Regions from separate parts of the Homo sapiens genome. Here region 1 is linked to region 2. The links are chromatin contacts, found by Hi-C or POLR2A ChIA-PET in ENCODE. All regions are on one chromosome and are shown on one strand. Each heading gives the region's core, a stretch centred on a gene start or an enhancer-like site at or near the end of the contact. The rest is flanking DNA. Distances are from core to core; before and after follow the strand shown.

The links. A loop is a pair of places that touch in the nucleus more often than their neighbours do. ChIA-PET counts read pairs that join two places held with the same protein, here RNA polymerase II (POLR2A). Pooled maps may share reads with other maps.
Region 1: a map of B cell shows a loop between it and region 2 (20-fold over the local background). The contact joins two enhancer-like sites. A Hi-C loop is called at or near these places in 2 of 168 maps with a recorded cell type or tissue (B cell and mammary epithelial cell), 2 of 37 single-sample maps with no recorded cell type and 5 of 50 pooled maps. POLR2A ChIA-PET finds 5 or more read pairs at or near these places in 3 of 52 experiments (K562 and WTC11).

What each region holds. Positions count from the first base shown.
Region 1 is chr6:6,374,914-6,381,701 of GRCh38, reverse strand. All of the region lies in intron 4 of LY86-AS1 (LY86 antisense RNA 1), which reads left to right. Among named protein-coding and RNA genes, the nearest start is that of F13A1, 58 kb to the right of the region's middle. Within about 2 kb of position 1,946, at least 2 of the 41 ENCODE cell types and tissues checked have a DNase peak (open chromatin) inside an H3K27ac peak, as active enhancers do.
Region 2 is chr6:6,541,867-6,548,026 of GRCh38, reverse strand. All of the region lies in intron 3 of LY86-AS1 (LY86 antisense RNA 1), which reads left to right. Among named protein-coding and RNA genes, the nearest start is that of LY86, 44 kb to the left of the region's middle. RefSeq lists enhancers at 695-744, 835-884, 965-1,024. Within about 2 kb of position 1,851, at least 5 of the 41 ENCODE cell types and tissues checked have a DNase peak (open chromatin) inside an H3K27ac peak, as active enhancers do.

The sequences.
Region 1 (6,788 bases), core at 697-3,196, 170 kb after region 2:
TGCAAAGACCTTGACCCTAACATCTTTGAAGCCTTGAAGCAACACCAGCAACCATGAACTTCTGGAATTCTAGTTGTATAGGAAAAATAAAGTCCTTACTTGTTTGAGCCACTTTTCCCTAGGACTTCTTTTATTCGTAATGAAATATAATTCCTCACAGATAAAACTTCCATAGCATTTAGTTTCTTGAGCAAAACACCATCTGGCTTAGTGGAGCTGCTTGTATGTCCATCATCCTTCACTTGTAAGTTCTCCAGGGGCAGGAGGCCCCAGTTTTATTTATCTTGTGTCTTGCACCACTCCCAGTGCATGATGAGTGCTCAGTAAATACTTGTAGAATTTTCTGGGTCTTCGTGAATCTTAGCAAAGGGGAGAAGCCCATGTCAGCCATGGCTTTTCCAGCATGAGGCTTGTTCTGCTGCAGGTTTCAAGAGAACGAAGACATGCCATGAGGTTGTGGTTAAAGGTCAGCCATAAACCACATCAGTATGGATTATCTTCCTGAAGGAAGTTATTCCAACTGCACCATTTGGATCCAAGTCTGGGTCTTCCAGACAAATCTTCAGTTTCTCTCATGTTGCACATACATTTGGGATCAGAGCATCAATGCAGATCTTCCTTGATAGAAAGGGGACATATTTGCAACACACAAAATACCAGACTGGGCAGCTTAAACAACATAAATGTATTTCTCACAGTTCTGGAAGCTGGAAGTCCAAGGTCAAGGTGTTGTCAGGGTGGGTTCCTTCCGAGGGCTCTCTCCTTGGCTTGCAGACGGTGTCCTTTTTCCTTGTGTCCTCACATGCCCTTCTCTCTCTTCACATGCATCCCTTGTGTCTTTTCCTCCTCTTAAAAATAGACACCAGTCATAATCCATTAGAGCCCTACTTTAATGGCCTCATTTTAAGTTAATCACCTATTTAAGGCCCTATCTCCAAATAAAGTCACATTCTGAGGTACTGGGGGTTGGAACTTCAACAGTGTTTTGAGAGATGAGGGAAACAACTTTGTCCATGCCTTTATATGTGGTTACATTGGAGTGTGTGTGTGCATGCATGTGTACCAATTAATGTAGAACATGATTAGAACTGAAGGAACATTGAAGAATGCCTCATTCCAAACTCCCATTGTAGAGGTGAAGAGATGACACCCAGCAGTGGTTTGGCGACCAAGTTGGGCCTGAAACCGATGCACTTCCCCCATGCAGCTCTCCATTAAGGAGTAAAGGTGAGAACATAGGTTCAGAACATTCTGCTGAAATGAGGAGGACAGGGTAGATCATTAATCTCCATTCGATGTTCACAGCAGTACTTCCTAAGCTGTTTTCTAAGGAACGTTAGTCTTGCAAACTGTTGATTAGTATTTTATAAGTTTTTTCTGCAGTCTCATGAGGAAGAAAAGGAAAAAAGAAAGGAAGGAAGGAGAAGAAAGAAAGAAAGAGAAGGAAGGAAGAAAGAATGAAAGAATGGAGGGAGAGGAGGAGGGAGGAAGGAAAATAAAACTGTGACCCGTTCTTACTTAAACTTGGTTTAAACCACAGAAAAGCATATCCCATGGCTAAGATACTCTCTTTTTGGTGGGGTGGCCCCTGCAGTGAAATAGCTGTGTAGGTGGCATTTACACTTGTAATTCCTGTCCTATAAGGGAAATAGATTTGCCTGTTAGGTGAGAAGCAATGGAAAATGAGCAGTTTTTACTGTGTGTTGAGATCTCACCTTGAAGTCACGAAGGATAATGGCTAATAAAGCTTTCGAGTGGGAGAGACTGTGCCTGAGCTAGCGTCTCCTGATGAGCTGGGCTGGGAAGTGTGTCTGCAGGAAGAATTGTCTCTGGACCTGTGATGGCTTATTTAGCCTGAGGTCACGCAACAGGGGCTGTCTTCAACTATGAAGCACAAATGAAGTTGTTTGGGTTCCTCTGCCTGTGAGTCAGTGGCGTTACATGTACAACATGGCTCTTGTTGGTCATTTACAGAGGGAGGAAGTGAGATCAACAATATTTATTCACGCCTCATTACTTCTGCCCTGCAGAAAGCCATAATCCCAAGTTTATGACTGCCTGAAACCATTAGATTTTTTTAAATCTGGTTTTCAGAATCTATTTTCAAAAATCTATTTGCTCACCCCACCTACATTTGGCAGAATGAAAGTTACAGAGTATAACAAGAATAAATACTCTGACATTTTTCTCTAAGAATACTAAAATAAACATATTGCATACTGAGTTTATATGAGATTTTAAATATTTTAACGTTCAAACCTAAAACATTTGATTTTTAATGGTTATAATTGGAAATAGCCTTGTGTATGAAAGTCTCCTTTTTCTGTTTTTACATGAGAAAACATCTTATAGAAAATTGAATCAATGAAGTGTGTGGATGAGTATTGCATATTTTTATGAGGGTATTTCTTTATTCATATAGAAAGTGTGTATAAAGAATCTGCTAGGTATTATTGTGTTACAGGAAGGGTGACTGACTGTCTTGGCTTCCAGGAGATTGAAGAGTTAGTGTTAAAACCAGGATAAGTTGGTCACCCTGGTTAGACCTGGAGAGTCACTGATAAATAAAATATGGTCAAATAGTGGTATGGCAGTGCCTTGGGAGAAGTACTTTCTGTTTGCTTATAGGAACACAAAGTAGGCTACCAATTTAACAAATTCCAATTTTTTTTTTTTACTTCAATCTAAAAGACCCTTGAGGCCAGGAGCAGTGGCTTACATCTGTAATCCCAGCACTTTGGAAGGCCAAGCGGGCGGATCACCTGAGGTCAGGAGTCCGAGACCAGCCTGGCCAACACGGCGAAACCCTGTCTGTACTAAAAATACAAAAATTAGCTAAGTGTGGTGGTGCATGCCTGTAATCCCAACTACTCGGGAGGCTGAGGCAGGAGAATTGCTTGAACCTGGGAGGTGGAGGTTGCAGTGAGCCAAGATTGTGCCACTGCACTCCAGACTGGGCAAAAAGAGCAAAACTCCATCTCAAAAAATTAAATAAATAAATAAATAAAACCCTTGGGTGTTTTTGTTTTGTTTTGCTTTGTTGAAGGTTGTACTCCAGAACAGAACTAGTATAACAGTTTGGGTGTGATTGGGGGATAAAAAAGAAAGAGAGCAGATAAGAGAAAAAAGAGAGAAAGAAAGAGAAGAAAAGGAAGGGTGGAAGGATGACAGGAAAGGAGGGAGGGAGGAAAGGAGGAAGGACGGGAGAAGGGAGAGAGAGGGAGGGAGGGCGGGAGGAAGAGAGGCATGCCAAGCTTTGGCAGGCAGAGTCTATGAGACACAGCCTAGAATTTTACTCCATACACCTGCTCTTAGGAAGACATCAGCATTTTCAATAAAGTTCTGCAAAGGGCAATTCAGTCTTTCTAAACTCCAAAAACCTGTGATGTGGTAGAAAGGAAGCCAGAGTGTAATTTGCCCCAGCTTCAGCTATTTCAGTTCCACCAAGGCCCAGGTCTTTCCTGTTTTGTTCAGCAGCTAGATTAGCTCCTGGCATATTACAGGAGTTCAGTAAATGTTAGTTAAATAAATGAGTAAATAAGAATAAATCCTGGCCGGGTGCGGTGGCTCATGCCTGTAATCCCAGCACTTTGGGAGGCCAAAGTGGATCACTTGAGGTCAGGAGTTTGAGACCAGGCTGGCCAACATGGTGAAACCCCGTCTCTACTAAAAAAAAAAATGAGCTGGGCATGGTGGCACAAGCCTGTAATCCCAGCTACTCAGGAGGCTGAGGCACGAGAATTGCTTGAGCCTGGGAGGTGGAGGTTGCAGGAAGCCAAGATTGTGCCACTGCACTCCAGCCTGGGTGACAAGAGTAAGACTCCGTCTCGGAAAAAAAAAAGAAGAATGAATCCTGTGATTGTGTAATTTATGCCTATTGCGTGTTAAAAACCTCAAACTTCACAGAACTTACGATTTATTAAATTAGCTACTTCTTGCTTGCCCAAGGTTAACAACGTATTTGTGTAATTTGTACACATTACAAAGTTGCTTTTTGTTGCACCTTTCTCAGAAATATGCAGACTTATGACTTAATCTGAGTGATTACCTGAAAGTGGACATAGTGTTTAGAATAATGATGCTCATGGTTTTAGTAAAAGGCGAAAGATTTTTTTTTTTTTTTTTTTTTTTTGAGACGGAGTCTCGCTCTGTCGCCCAGGCTGGAGCACAGTGGCGTGATCTCGGCTCACTGCAAGCTCCGCCCGCTGGGTTCACGCCATTCTCCTGCCTCAGCCTCCCGCGTATCTGGGACTACAGGCGCCCGCCACCACGACCAGCTAATTTTTTGTATATTTAGTAGAGACGGGGTTTCACCGTGTTAGCCAGGATGGTCTCGATCTCCTGACCTCGTGATCCACCCGCCTCGGCCTCCCAAAGTGCTGGGATTACAGGCGTGAGCCACCGCGCCCGGCCAAGGCGAAAGATTTATACCATCTGTAAAGGAACCAGAGTGTGTGCTTATGGTTTTAGTATACTCCATGTCACATTTGGGTCTGCAAAGGAGAGATTGTTTACTTTCCCAGACACATAAATCTATTTCAGGTGCTTGCTTGTCCACAGAAACCATAGTTACATGCTTTGCAGTTCAGAGCCTGCTGAAGTGATGCAGTATGCAAAGGTGTCGTCCTATATACAGATTCTGTGTGGGAACTGAAGGGGAGAAATAGCACCACTCTGTGGATCACAGTTGTGACATCGTGTTTGGCATCCCTTCTATCAACTCCGTCTACTCCATTTCCACCTTTGTCTCCACTCCTGGCTGCCCGGGGCTTTCAGGCTTTCTGGCTCCTTCCCCCAAGACAGTGTCTTCAAGATGTGTCTGGGCAGCGGCGGGGTGGGTGGGGAGGGGGGCAGTGGTGGTGGTGGTGGTGGTGGTGGTGGTGGAGGGGTCACTGCAAAAGGATTTCTTGAGGATTTATTTTTAATGCTGATTTCAGAGCTCCCCCACCCCCAATAACTACCCTGCTAGTTATTTTGCTCCCCTATCCCAGCTCTATGCTCTGGGAGGTTGACCTTGATTAACTGCATCCCTGGCTCCTTGCCTGTCTAGTTCTGTTGGCCTCAGTGAATGGTGGCCCTAAGGGGAGACCAGAGAACAGGAGGCGAGAGGGGTCGGCATGCTTCTTCCGGTTCCCTCCCTGCTTGGTCCTCACACCCCTGCTCCTGCTGCATGGCCCCTCCACTTGGACTGGCTTCATCAGAGCTCCAGTGCTCACTGGGCTTGGGTACCACAATCTCCATCCTTTGCCTCTTCAGCCCTAGGAGCAGTTCTACCTTTCTGCTGCCATTGGTTTCTGGGTGCTTCAGCATTCCTGCTGGTCTTCTCAAACCTGTCCTCATCTAAGTGAGGAATCCCTCCTCTTAGTACCTTCATTTGAGGCACCTGAAATGAATTCTGTCTACTGGTGAGACCCTCACACATATGCCCATTATTTTGTGTATTTTGCGGGGGGGGGGGGGGTAAATTTTTTAAATTTATTTTTTGTATATGAGTACGTTATTTAGCAGTGATTTCCGAGATTTTGGTGCACCCATCACCCAAGCAGTGTACACTGTACCATATTTGTAGTCTTTTATCCCTCACCCACCTCCTACCCTTTCCCCTTGAGTCCTGGAAGTCCGTTGTATCATTCTTATGCATTTGCATCCTCATAGTTTAACTCCCACTTTTAAGTGCGAACATACGATGTTTGGTTTTCCATTCCTGAGCTACTTCACTTAGAATAATAGTCTCTAATTCCATCCAGGTTGCTGCGAATGCCATTATTTTGTTCCTTCTTACGGTTGAGTAGTATTCCATGTTGAGTACACACACATACCATATATATCACATTTTCTTTATCCACTCATTGATTGGTGGGCATTTTGGGCTAGTTCCATATTTTTGCAATTGTGAATTGTGCTGCTATAAACATGCATGTGCAAGTATGTTTTTCATGTAATGAATTCTGTCCTCTGGGCAGATACCCAGTAGTAGGATTGCTGGATCAAATGATAGGTCTACTTGTAGTTATTTAAGGACTCTCCACACTGTTTTCCATAGTAGTTGTACTAGTTTACATTCCCACCAACATTGTAAAACTGTTCCCTTTTCACCACATCCATGGCAACATCTACTATTTTTTGATTTTTTGATTATGACCATTCTTGCAGGAGTAAGATGATATCGCACTGTGGTTTTGACTTGCATTTCCCTGATAATTAGTCATGTTGAGCATTTTTTCATATGTTTGTTGGCCATTTGTGTATCTTCTTTTGAGAATTTTCTATTCATATCCTTGGCCCAATTTCTGAAGGGATTGTTTTTTTCTTGCTGATTTGTTTGAGTTCCTTGTAGATTCTGGATATTAGTCTGTTGGAAGCATAGATTGTAAAGATTTTTTCCACTCCGTGGGTTGTCTGTTTACTGTGCTGATTATGTCTTTTGCTGTGCAAAAGCTTTTTAGTTTAATTCAGTCCCATCTATTTATCTTTGTTTCTGTTTTGAGCTCTTGGTCATAAAGTCTTTGCATAAACCAATGTCTAGAAGTGTTTTTCCAATGTTATCTTCTGGGATTTTTATGGTTTCAGGTCTTAGATTTAAGTCCTTGATCCATCTTGAGTTGATTTTTGTTTAAGTTGAGAGATGAGGATCCAGTTTCATTCTTCTACATGTGGCTTGCCAATTATCCCAGCATCATTTGTTGAATAGGGCGACCTTTCCCCACTTTATGTTTTTGTTTGCTTTATCAAATATCAGTTGGCTGTAAATATTTGGGTTTATTTCTAGGTTCTCTATTCTGTTCCAT
Region 2 (6,160 bases), core at 602-3,101:
AGGAAACATTTGGAATATCTGCAATGCAGGAATCAACAAATGCTGAAAACTGAGTTGCAGTGAGGGCTCATCTGAAGTCCCACAGCCTAAATTTGCAGCTGGTCCAATTGGCATAGTTTGGTGACATTCTCTAGTTAGTCTTGGCCAGATGGGGTAAAGACAGAAAAGCAACTGCAGGGTGCTGGGCAAGTCAAGGTAAGAGGCAAAGAGTAGAGAGACAGCTGAGGGGTCCGAGGTGCTGGAGCGCCCTGGCGGGAGGCCAGCCACAGGCTGCGGTAGTAAGGGAATAAAAGGACGTCTGAGGGACAGAGGGGCAACTCTGGTGAGGATCAGTGTCCCGGGAATTTTTCAGGCAGTGTGGAGTCTGCTTTCAGTCCTGAAGGAATGCATGAGCTGGTGGAGGCCATGACAGCATAGGAATGTAAAACAGTTCCACATCCTCTTGGAATCAAGAGGCATGCATTCACATCCTGTCTTGGTGGGACCTGGTAAAGTCAGGTAGTCAGGCTGGGAGTCAAAGAGATTGGATTTTTTATGTCCTATGTCTCCCTAGCTTCAAATCCACCCTCTCTAGAATAGATTGCAAAAAGGGGAATTTCCATTACAGCATATAGCATTCGTCCTATGAAGAAACCCCCTCGCTCAGTGACTTACACGAAAAACTGGGGTATAAAACACCCATAACATCTGGCCTGCTGCAGAGCTGGCTTCAGGAACAATTGTGGACCATTACATCACTCTCTCCGGTCTGCAGGCATTGGCGGGTACATGCGGATCATAACCACCAGATGGCGCTGTTGGCCTAAGCTCGAGCACAGTCCACAGCCTGGAGGTCCTGGGAAAGCCTGACCTGAATCTAAAACTTCTCTAAACTCCCTAATTTGATTCAAAAGCAAAACAGTAGAATACTTCTGCACATCCCAGCGAGGTCAGAGTATAGCATCTGCGTGGCCCGTAGGCAAGTCATCGGTGGTTATTTAAAGCCCGAGTTTAAGAAAATGACTTCACAATGCAGAGAAACTGGGGAGCCGGCGCTGGTCCCTCAGTCCCCGACATGGAACGCTCCTGCACCCGCAGCGGAGTGGCTGGCAGCGCCGCATGGAGGTGGCGAGCTCCAGGTCTCACGCAGCGTCTGTCTGTGCAGTGCCCAGATGGCAGGGGCTGTAGAGGCCTCTAGAAACCTGCGGCTCGGCTGCATTTCTCCAACCTGCCATCCGCCCTCACCACCCCAGCTCCAGGCCGCCGCACTTGCTGGCTCTGGCCACCGCCAAAGCCCTAGGGACGGTGCACTCTGGCTGCGCGGTGGCCGCGGGAGCCGGTGGCAAGGGACTAGGTCCTAGGGGGAGAGACTTATTTAGTCTCGCAGGGCCGGCCTCTTTGCATACTCTAGGGGCCCCGGGAGCTCAGCGTGTGCTTCCCACGGTTGTTTTCGAGAATAATGTGGCTTTCAGCCAGGCCAAGCCCCTCGCGGCTGGGCGGTGCGTGAGTTCCCAGGTGCGCGCTTCAGGATCGGAGGCGCCCGCCGGAGCAGGGCGTGCTGGATTCCAACAGTACGTGCTAAGCACAAAGGCCTGAGCCCGAGTGCCGGGGCCTCCATCTCGGTGGACTCCAGTCTCGTGGCCCACTTCCCACGTGCGCCCGGCTCAGGCGCGCGGCTCTCCCGGCGGGCGGGTGCACGGCCTCCCCTCCGCGGCTGCGGCTGCGGTTGCGGTGGCTTCACTGCGGCTGGTTCCTGCCAGGTCATCTGCTTTGCGCCCATCTAGGCCGCGGACAGGCGGAGGCTGATTAATTTTTCATGGCGATTCACCCGGCTGTTCATCCGAAGGCAGCTTCTGGGGCGGGAGCTGTTAAGGACCCGACTGTGCCAGGGGCTGCTCTTCCTCCGGCCGCACTAATTACTGACCTGGGAGGGAGACTCGGGTTTTTCTCCCCAGTGAGCTGTTTTTTTGCCTTTTGGCGTCTTTTGATTTCCCAAGCAAAGCTGGGGGCTGGGAATTCAAGGATGAGGGCCAGGAAAGGCTGAGGGAGGAAGGGCGCCTGTTCAGTTTAATCTTATTTGTGGAAAGCCCCCCCACCCCCAGCTCAGCCTGGAGAAGGAGCTTGGGGATGGTCACATCCTTGTCCCAGGAGCTCGCGGGCTCCTGGGGAGATGGGACTCGCAGAGTGGGGGTGAAAGAGTTGATTGACAGTGTGGGAATGTATGTACCAAGGGCCAGTGTAGTGGGACCCAGTGTAGAGGAGTCGGGGCTCCAAGAACGAGCCAGTGGAGTGAGCGAGGAAAGGTAGTGAAGGAAAATGAAACGAACCGCCGGGTGCGGTGGCTCACGCCTGTAATCCCAACACTTTGGGAGGCTGAGGCGGGTGGATCATTTGAGCTCAGGAGCTGGAGACCAGCCTGGCCAAGGTGGTGAGACCTCATCTCTACTAAAAATACAAGAAGTAGCCGGGCGTGGTTTTGGAGTGGGGGAGGACACTGGGCTCCCAGGGGAACCTGGTGTGAATGTTCCAGGTGTGCTCCTTAACCACCCACACACAGGTGGGCCATATTTCTGGGACTGGTGTTTTAAAGTTTCCCCTTCCCTCCTCCATTACATAAAAATTTGAAAATTTACAGATATGTATAGAGAAATCGCTATGCAGAGGAAAACACTGGGATTTTTGTGTGTGTGTGTGGAGGGAGGGGAGTTCTATCCAGGTGTTTTCCATGTGGATAATTTTTACCTAATTGTATGTTATACATGTACGGCGTACGTAGTGTTATGTTAAACATTGTGTGTTTAGGCATTTAGAAAATATGATTTTTCATTATGAAACTAGTAGATGTTCTTCTCAATTTTTGGAAAATAAGGAAATATATGAAAACAAAAATTAAATATTACCCGGATTCTAAATACATAATAATCCTTTTGGTATGTTTCCTTAAACTATTTTTTTCCTGTGGGTGTTTAATTTAGTTGAGACCATATGCTATTTGCTAATTTCTAAACATGGTCAGTATAGAAACATCGTTAGATAGAAGGCTAAATGAGAGAGGTTTCTTCTTTTTTTTTTTTTGAGACAGTCTCACTCTGTCACCCAGGCTGGAGTGCAATGGTGCGATCTGGGCTCACTGCAACCTCTGCCCCTCCGCCTCCTGGGTTCAAGCAATTCTTCTGCCCCTGCCTCCTGAGTAGCTGGGATTACAGGTGCCCACCACCACGCCTGGCTAATTTTTGTATTTTTAGTAGAGACGGGGTTTCACCATGTTGGTCAGGCTGGTCTCGAACTCCTGACCTCGTGATCTGCCCATCTCAGCCTCCTGAGAGAGGTTTCTTAATCTCAGTGCTTCCCAGGGCTCCATGACACAATGTCTCCCTCTGCACCACTTCACCCCAACACTTGTGGAAGAGCCAGGGAGGGCTTGGAAGAAACACTCTAAAACCACCTCCCAAACCCCTCCTCACAAATAATCCCTGCACCCAGCTGCCCACTGGCCCCTGCCCTCTGGTTGTGGCAAGGGCTTGGGAGCTGTGGGATCCCTTCTCAGCCACCTCTGCAGAACATCCGTGCAGACATTGTTTTGTATATGATCTCAGTCTTTTTAGTGTATTGTTTGAAACGTTAATTTAATTAATGTCCAATTAATTTAATTTAATTTTCACAAAGGAACAAAGGTAGGGCCCACATTGGAGTTATCCTCTGAATCATCGAGTGCAAAAAGAATATGGCTGGCTGGGCTCAGTGGCTCATGCCTGTAATCCCAGCACTTTGGGAGGATCACCTGAGGTCAGGAGTTCGAGACCAGCCTGGCCAACATGGTGAAACCCCGTCTCTACTAAAAATAAAAATACAAAATTAGCTGGTGTATGCCTGTAATCCTAGCTACTTGCGAGGCTGAGGCAGGAGAATTGCTTGAACCTGAAAGGCACAGGTTGCTGTGAGCTGAGATGGCGCCATTGCACTCCAGCCTGGGCAACAAGAGCAAAACTCTGTCTCCGGGGGGGAAAAAAAAAAGAATATGGAACCACATCTACAGAATTTTGAGGATAAAGTGTTTGTGAACCAAACATTTTTGTTCTATGTCAAATTATCTTTCACATTTAAAGCGAAGAGAAAACATGTTCATTATATAAGAAAAATGCCACCTAGTACATTTTTTGAAAAAAACAAAAACAAAAACAAAACCTCAAAAAACTTAAAGGGGATTTCCATTTCTGGCTGTGAGGGAGTATTTTGTACCAGAATAACCCTCCTGCTGAAGAACTGTGAAAACCAAACCAAATAAAATGTAATAGAGTAGTCTGAGAACATCAAAGAGCAGCCAAGGTTGCTGGAATCCAAGGGCCAAGATGTTCGAAAGGAGACAAGTGCATTGAAGTCAGTTCTTTCTTTGCAGCTGTTTTTGTCCCCCGGGAGCATTCGCTGATTCAGGTCCTGTCATGGGGTGTGAAACCCAAACAGAAAGTGGCAGCTCATAGCTTGCCACAGTCAAAAAAATTGGAATTCAGGATACAAAGTTGTCAGGACTTGATGGGCCATGAACACAGAGAAAAGGGAACCAGGGAAAATTGTGTCTTCGTGCGATTTCTCTTCAAACCATTTCCTGATGTCTAAGCTGTGCGTGTGAACAATGCAATGCCCAGAAACCAAACAGAAGCAGCTGCTAAGAGGCTGGAGAGCTAAGCCAAGATGCTGGCACGCTGGTGGTGCTGGGTGGACGTAACTGTCAGTTCAGGCACAAAGGAGCAGGCGCCCTGTAAGTAGCTCAGGTTGTCAGCTGAGACCCAGGAGACCAAGTGGCAAGAGTAAGGGCCAGCAGGTGAGCGGCCTTCAGACAAGAGCAACACAGGCTCTGATGGGCTCGGTTTCTGCTGGGACGTGTGCAGATGGCCTGCATGCAGTCTGTCTTCTGCCACAAGCAAAGAAAGCCTTTCTGGAGGAAGGGAACATATTCCTTGCCACACCATGTTTTGTATTCAATCCATAGTTACTAGGCAAGAACAGGGGAGGAGGCACCAGCTGGCAAGGTGCAGCGCAGGGGAGGTGCTATTGCATCAAGGAAGTAACTGTACTCCCTGAGGAATTTATGGGGTGCTCCGTGGGCCAGATGTGGTCCATGTAGGGGGGAAAGTCAGCCTGAAGGCACTTTAAGACCTTGTCCAGTGGCCAGGATGGAGGAGGTAATGGACTCCTCCTAAGAGTCTGCAAGAAGAACTGCAGGCGGGCTGAGGGGAAGCAGCTGGTTCCATTGGGAGAAAGGCCGTCACCCACTTTGGAAGACAATGGGCAGTTCTTACAAAACCAAACATACTCTTACCACAGGAGCCATCATTCACACTCCTTGACATTTACCCAAAGGAGGTGAAAACTCATGTCCATAGAGAAAATGGCACACAGATGTGTACAGCAGTTTCACTCATAATTGCCAAAGCTTGGAAGCAATCAAGATGTCCTGCAGGGAGTGAATGGATGAAAAAGCTGTGGTACGCCCGTACAATGGAATATTACTCAGCTCTGAAGAAGAAATGAGCTATCAAGTAATGAAAACATATGGAGGAAGCTTAAATGTGTATTACCAAGTGAAAGAGGCAAATCTGAAAAGGCTTCTTCATGCACACTGTATGATTCCAATTGTATGACATTCTGGAAAAGGCAAAACTAGGAAGACAGTAAAAAGATCAGTGGTGCCAGGGATTAGAGGGGAGGGAGGGATAAATGGGTGGAGCACAGAGGATTTGAGGGAACTGAAACCACTCTGTATGATACTATAATGATGGACACATCTCATTATACATTCATCAAAATTTATAGAATGTATAACAGCAAGAGTGAGGTCTAATGTAAACTGTGGGCTTTGAGTGATGATGTGTCAATGTAGGCTCATCAATTGTAACGAATGTACCACACTGGAGGGGATGTTGATATAGGGGGCTGTAAATGTGTGGGGCTGTGCATGTGGCGGTCACCTCCTTGTCTACCTGAATTAAGAGTTATGCCTGTACCTTCTCAATTTTGCTGCAAGCCTAAAACTGCACTAAAAAAAAATTTCTGATTAAAAACAAAAAAAAAGCATCACCCACGTCTCATGCATTGCAATTGGAAAAATCCAACAGGAGAATCTTTGAAGTACCCACAAGGTGTCTATGAGAGAGAGAAGCAGCCAGCCATACTTGTCACAAAG